Linked DNA regions of Homo sapiens: region 2 is linked to region 1. The links are chromatin contacts, found by Hi-C or POLR2A ChIA-PET in ENCODE. All regions are on one chromosome and are shown on one strand. Each heading gives the region's core, a stretch centred on a gene start or an enhancer-like site at or near the end of the contact. The rest is flanking DNA. Distances are from core to core; before and after follow the strand shown. Region 1 holds the start of RABGEF1 (RAB guanine nucleotide exchange factor 1). Region 2 has its middle 43 kb from the start of RABGEF1.

Region 1 (3,339 bases), core at 199-2,698:
TTTAAGGAACAGACTCTTAGTTTTTTTTTTGAGATAGAGTCTAGCTCTGTCGCCCAGGCTGGAGTGCAGTGGCACGATTTCGGCTCACTGCAACCTCCGCCTCCCGGGTTCATGCCATTCTCCTGCCTCAGCCTCCAGAGTAGCTGGGACTACAGGTGCCCGCCACGATGCCCGGCAAATTTTCTTTTTCTTTTTTTTTTTTATTTGTAGTAGAGACGGGGTTTCACCGTGTTAGGGAGGATGGTCTCAAGCTCCTGACGTCATGATCCGCCTGCCTTGGCCTTCCAAATGCTGGGATTACAGACGTGAGCCACCGCACCCGGCCGGAACACACTCTTTAACAGCAGTTAAAGCCGCGCAATGGCTCACGCCTATAATCCCAACACTCTGGGAGGCCGAGGCGGGAGGATCACTTAAGGCCAGGAGTTTCACACCTGCCTGGGCAACACTGTGAGATCCCATGTCGAAAAAAATAATAAATAAAAACAAAGCAGTTCTAGGTTTAGAGGGGGGAAAGCAGCTCTCCAGGCCAAAAACCAACTCCCAAGGTGCTCCGGTAAACTCGTCCTGGGAAAATTTCCTACCTAATCTCAAAGGCAAAACGAGCCCACGGGCGCCCACGACACATTTCCCAACCGCAAGGATTGGTCACCCGCGCTGAGACACCGCCAGCTGCCTATGACCTAGCCTCCAAAGCGGCAGAGTCCCTCCCTCTCTCTCCCTAAACTGCCGTGATGGGCATCCCTCGGCTCTCCTCCCAGACGGTTCGGAAGCAGGGACTTCTGCTCCTAACCCCGGCCCCGCAGCCTCGCCCTCAGCCACGGGGTGGAAGTCAGGACCACAGGCTTCAAATCCCCTCCCAACTCCGGGACACTTCTGCCCCCTAGGGTGACGTGGGATCAAGTCCCCGCGCCCCTGCCGCGGCCGGGGGCTGTGGTCTGGGTCCGAGCGTCCCATACCAGCGCTTTCCGGGGAGGTTGTGGGAGGGGCCCCGTGCGACCACAGACGCTGCTTCGGAGCCAGCGGCCTGGACGGAAGGTGGGAGCCGGGGCGAGGGGAGCCGCCGGAGAGGGAGGCGGCCAGGAAATGCTCCGCGTCAGGCCGTCGGGGCTCGGCTGGCGCTGGAGATCCCGGCAACTAGCGTCTGGGACGGAGAGGCCGCACTCTGAGGATTAAGGGAGCCGAGGGCGGCCTGGAACGGGGAAGGCGGCGCTGACGGAGACGGAATGTGGGACGAAGGACAGCGGGAGGCACCGACGCGCAACTGCCCCAGCCGCGCGGATGGCACGGACCGACCGCCCTGCCACCCCCAGCCCGAGACGCCCCGCCGCCCCGCTCCTGTAGCTGAGAGCCGAGCAGCTCTCAGCCCCAGTCCGTCCGCTCCGTACCTCGCCCGCGTCTCCGCCGGCGTCCAAACCACCGCTCGCCCGCTTCGCCCGGGTAGGTCTGGGCTCCGCGGCCAGCTCCCGCCTCACACCCACCCTCCTGCTCGCCCCGCCCCCGGCACCGCCAGCGAACGCACGTTACGCGCGGCGCGTAAACGTCACTTCCGGGGCCTTTGACTCTGGACGGGAGGAAGTGCGAGTGGATCCAAAGGGTCGAGCGGAGTGGGGTACCGCCCTGACGCCCAAGAGCAAATGGAAGAGGGCGGCCTCCGGGGTAAAGGTGGGGCGCTGGGGAGCCCCGGAGAAACCGGCGTTTCCTAGTCTGTCGCTCAGTCCCTGCTTCCGGCTTCCGACGCGCAACAGCTGGAGGGCGACGCTGGCTCCGCGGCGACTCCTGGGGCTGCGGCCGCGGTGGTAGCGCGAATGGGAGGTGGAGCGGAGCTACTGCGCCGAGGGACGCTTCAGAAACTCTGTTTCAGTCCTTCGCGGATCCTAGGATGTGACAGGTGTTCGAGTTAAAAGGTCTTAAGGCGATCGGTTGATCCAAAAGCAGCTGAATCTTTAGGAGGCCCAGGCAGGAGGATCGCTTGAGTCCAGGAGTTCGAGACCAGCCTGGGCCACAGAGCAAGGTCACCATCTCTACAAAAGAAATTTTACAAATCAGCCGGACATGATGGCGGGCACCTGTGGTCCCAACTACCAGGGAGGCTGAGGTGGGAGGATCGCTTGATAGCCCAGGAAGTTGACGGTGCAGAGATCCCTCCACTGAACTCCAGGCCGGGTGACAGCAGAGCGAGATCCTGTCTCAAAAAAAACATAACCGACATCCAGAAGTGAAATAAATTAGCCAGTGTCACAAAGTATTAATGGTTGAGTCACAAATTGAATCCTGTTTACCTGATTCTTTACGTGATTCCCATGTAAGGAATGTTAAAAACAGTAAATACTAATTCCTCTGCGTCCTGAATGCCATGTATGGCGTAACGTGCAGTCACAGCAAGAAAAAAAAGAAAATACTATGCTGTGGCTGTGAGATAGACCTGGGTTAAAATCCCAGCTTTGCTAATTGTCGCTGTAGTGTTCTTGGACAGGTTGCGTAATTTTTCAGTCTATTTTTTTTTTTTTTTTTTTTTTTTTTGAGACTCTCACTCTGTCGCCCACACTGGAGTTCAGTCGTGCGATCTCGGCTTACTGCAACCTCCGCCTCCTAGGTTCAAGCGATTCTCCCACCTCAGCCACCCAAGTAGCTGGAATTACAGGCACCCGCCACCACGCCCAGCTCATATTTTTTTTTTTGTATTTTTAGTCGAGACAGGGTTTCACCATGTTGGCCAGGCTGGTTTTGAATCCTGACCTCAAGTGATCCGCCCACCTTGGCTTCCCAAAGTGCTAGGATTATAGGTGTGAGCTACTGCGCCCGGCCCGAGTTTCTCAGTCTTTATTCATTATTGGTAAAGTAGGGATTAACTGATTCGTTTCTCAGATTCTTCCTAAGTGCCTAATGTGTGCTACGCTGAGGGTACAACAGAGTATAAAACAAAAGTAAGGCCAGGCGCAGTGGCTCACGCCTGTAATCCTAGCACTTTGGGAAGCCGAGGCGGGCAGATCACCTGAGGTCGGGAGTTCAAGACCAGCCTGACCAACATGGAGAAACCCTGTCTCTACTAAAAATACAAAATTAGCCAGGCATGGTGGCACATGCCTGCAATCCCAGCAACTTGGGAGGCTGAGGCAGGAGAATCACTTGAGCCCGGGAAGCGGAGGTTGCAGTGAGCTGAGATTGCGCCATTGCACTCCAGCTTGGGCAACGAGTGAAACTCCTCCTCAAAAAACAAAACAAAACAAAAAAACACAAAGTACCTGTGCTGAGGAGGTGGAGGAGGGAATAAACAATAATTATTTACAGTAGTACCTTGGATGGTGGTAATTGCTATTACCAAAAGACAGAATAACA
Region 2 (3,550 bases), core at 679-3,178, 43 kb after region 1:
CCGCCTCGACCTCCCAAAGTGCTGGGATTACAGGTGTGAGCCACTGCACCCAGCCACTCCCATTTTACAGATGAGAAAACTGAGGCTTGGAGAGATTCAATACCTTGCCCAATGCCTTATATCTGGTGAAAGGCAAAGACAGGATTCAAATCCAGTCCTTTGTCTCCCGGTCTAGGGGAACAGAGAATGAGGCAGAAAAAGAAGAATGTATGCCCCGTGCCCCCCATTCCTCCTGGGCTGGACATGGGTCCCTAGCTCTCCCTGGAGAGGGGCTCTAGCCAGGTGCTCAAGCCAGAGCTCGGGGGAGAGAATGGACCCACGAGGAAACCCAGAGGGGCCTGGAATTCGCCTCCCCACAGGTTACCAAGGCCAACCCTCCCAAGGCCAGCCAGATATCTCCCCGCTCCTCCATGCGGCTCTGTCTCAGTGACTTCCCAGAGGTCCCAGCGCTGCATGTGGGACTGAAGGACGGGCTGGACTCAGCTTTGTTGCTTCCTGCACCTTGGCCCTGCAGTCACCGGAGTTACTTGTGACCAGCCAAGGGGAAAGAGCACACCATGGAACCCCCTGCTGTAGGTGTCCCTGTCCCCATTTTCCAGATGAGGAAAACCGAGGTTAGAAAGGTGGAGGAGTACCAGGGTGGAGTCAGGAGTGAAACTCCCGTGGGTCTGACACAAAGCTGGAGCCCTGGGTGGCAGAGTCAGACCCACCCACACTGAGACTCAGAGACCCAGGTCTGGGGTGATGACTGCTTGGGGACAGCACCTTGGAGCCCTGGAGGAGGGGGACAATGCATTTTCACAGGGGATCACCGCAGCCTTGCAGGGAGTGGGGAGAGCTGCCACCAGCAGAGGCTAAACTGCTGCCTCTGCCCTGAGCAAACCTGGCCCCTCCCTGCCCAGAGACCCTGCTCCAAAATCACCTCCCCTCACCCATCGTCCAGACCCGGGCTCCTGCTCCAAACCAAGGAACTGTTTGCGCCTGACCTAGAAATAACGGATTCCTCTGGGCCCAGGTGAGCCCATGGTGGGTGGGGACCTTGCACTCTCCTCTGACTCTCTTTCGTGGGCTGCCCACTTTGATGATCCAGTCCTCTCTTGTCACCCCTGATGGGGAGACAGGCCTTGCCCTGGGGGTTCTGATCAGAGGGAGGAGGTAGAGCTCTGGCTGGGAACCATGGTCTAAGGGGCATGGCCCTAGCCTGGGACGCTGGCCTTGCTGTGCATGCACTGGTGAGGCTCAGGACACTTGGTTTTAGGGAGACATAGTCTTGCTCTGAAATGATGGTCTAATGCGGGAGGCACAGCCTTATCCTGGGAGCTCCAGGTTTATCCTGAAGTACTGGTCTGAGGGTGGGGGGGGTGCGTGGCTGTGATGGGGAATTTGGGGAGCTGGGGTGGGCAGCGGGAGGGAGTGGCTGGAGGCTGCTGACTTCTCTGTTCCTTGGCTGTTTGGGAGCTGGCTTCAAACTCCTGGCCCAGCCTAGGTAGTGGGGATGGAGAGGGCCGGGCTTCCCAATAAGGAAGAGGCTCATGGAGGGAAATAGGATCAGGGGTTTGAGGTGAGCAGCCTCACTTGCTCTCGGACTCCTGGACCTTTTTTCCCTGGACATGAAGCAGGTGGCAGCCTTCCTCCGATGGCCCCACCGCAGTTCTGCTGAGTCCCAGACGTGACCTCAGTTTATGGGGTGATGTTCCCTCCCTGGCCAGCCTAGCGGCCACTTCAAACATGAACACCCCCCACCTCGCTGAGGCCGGAGAACACAGTCTGCGCCTCCCCCAGCCCCAGCTACCCCCGCCCTGCTAATCCTCAGTGAATGGTGAGGCCAAGAATATCCTGCCTACTCTGGCAGGCAGGCAAGCCACGAAGCCTGCTGGAAGGGCATGAATCATGGTCCCCGCCTGCCAAGTGCTCACTTGGGATGTGTTCGAGGCTGGCCGTGCCCAGAGTTGACAGGGAGAAGGGAAGGGAGGGGAGCTGGCGGCTGGGATGGGCAGACAGAGCCACTGTGAAGGGAGAGACGTCGGTTTGACCCATCCCTGGTGGCAACACAGAAATTATGTTATAGAATGTCAGGATCCTGGAATCCCCAAGTATGGACTTTTCTGTGTTCTGCAGGCCTGAAATGCAAGACTTGTGAGACGCCACGCTGCAAGCCCCCTACAGCACATGGAGGCTGAGGCCCCATTCTCCAGGTGGGGAAGTAGAGGCTCTTGGGGCAGAGAGGTCGGCTCTGGGTCTCTTATTGAATCCAAGGTAGGGCTGGGCTGGAGCCCAGGCCTCCTCTTGCCTTCTGGACGGAGGTTCTTCCCAGCCCCTCTCACTCCTGCTCTGCACCCCCTCCACCCTCACCACCATGACTGTGCTTCCTGGTTGACACAGAGGGAAGATGGACCTGTGCCCAGCAGTAGGGTCCCCTGGGGCATGGGGTCAGGGGTGCCTCCTTCTGCAGTCCTCTCTCTGCTCCACGCACATTGGCTGCACCATGGAGACTCCCATGTATCTTGCTCCCCATCCCCCATGGCCAGCTGTTCTTCCCCTTCCTGCATCCACCATCACCAAGGGAACCTGCACCATGTCTGGGCCTGCTCCTGTCATCTGTGCCCAATAACTTGCTTATTCAGAAACCATCCACCAGATGGGGGGCCAGATGTGCTCTGAACACAGGGACCTCACCCAGGGACTTCCTTTTGCTCTCCCATGCCTGCCAGTGTTTCCCAGCCCTCAGCACATGACCACGCTCCATTTTTCTTTTTTTTTTTTTTTTTTTTTTTGAGACGGAGTCTCGCCCTGTCACCCAGGCTGGAGTGCAATGGCATGACCTGGACTCACCGCAACCTCCACCTCCTGGGTTCAAGTGATCCTCCTGCCTCAGCCTCCCAAATAGCTGGGAATTCAGGTACCCGCCATCATGCCTGGCTAATTTTTGTATTTTTAGTAGAGACAGGGTTTGACCATGTTGGCCAGGCTGGTCTCAAACTCCTGACCTCGAGTGATCCACCTCCCTTGGCCTCTCAAAGTGCTAGGATTACAGGCGTGAGCCACCACGCCCAGCCCCACGGTCCACTTTCTCTCATTTAAAAAGTTTTAAAAGTCCCTTGGCCACACTGGATGACTCACACCTGTAATCCCAGCACTTTGGGAGGCTGAAGCAGGCAGATTGCTTGAGATTAGAGTTTGAGACTAGCCTGGGCAACATGGTAAAACCCAGTCTCTACAAAAATATAAAAATTAGCCAGGCATGGTGTTAGGCACTTGTAATCCCAGCTACTTGGGGGCCAGAAGCGAGAGGATAGCTTGAGCCCAGGAGTTTGAGGCTGCAATGAGCTATGATTGTGCCACTGCACTCCAACCTGGGCAACAGTGAGACCCTGACTCAAGAAAAAAATATATATATATTTTAAAGTCCCTTGTAAGGCCCACGTCCAGCCCCACCCAGCTCTGTCTCTCCCCAGCCAAGGTGCTTCAAAGAGTCATCTACACTTTATTTTTTTTTTTTTGAGACAGTCTCGCTTTGTTACCCACGCTGAAGTACGGTGGTGCGATCTCA

What was found. Hi-C counts contacts between places; a loop is a spot of excess contacts on that map. ChIA-PET counts read pairs that join two places held with the same protein, here RNA polymerase II (POLR2A). Pooled maps may share reads with other maps.
Region 2: a loop to region 1 is called in a map of ascending aorta, with 2.4 times the contacts of the local background. The contact joins the enhancer-like site here to the promoter of RABGEF1 in region 1. A Hi-C loop is called at or near these places in 50 of 168 maps with a recorded cell type or tissue (B cell, CD14-positive monocyte, CD4-positive, alpha-beta T cell and 33 more), 32 of 37 single-sample maps with no recorded cell type and 44 of 50 pooled maps. POLR2A ChIA-PET finds 5 or more read pairs at or near these places in 26 of 52 experiments (A673, AG04450, BJ and 21 more).

What each region holds. Positions count from the first base shown.
Region 1 is chr7:66,738,842-66,742,180 of GRCh38, reverse strand. It overlaps RABGEF1 (RAB guanine nucleotide exchange factor 1), which reads right to left and starts at 1,448. Exons shown (of 9, transcript NM_014504.3): 1 at 1,389-1,448. RefSeq lists silencers at 1,225-1,364, 1,385-1,654 and enhancers at 1,105-1,771, 1,785-1,834.
Region 2 is chr7:66,695,914-66,699,463 of GRCh38, reverse strand. It overlaps a transcript of RABGEF1 not described here. Among named protein-coding and RNA genes, the nearest start is that of RABGEF1, 43 kb to the left of the region's middle. RefSeq lists an enhancer at 2,061-2,562. Within about 2 kb of position 1,928, at least 3 of the 41 ENCODE cell types and tissues checked have a DNase peak (open chromatin) inside an H3K27ac peak, as active enhancers do; they include ascending aorta, dorsolateral prefrontal cortex and tibial artery, where a contact is called at or near this core.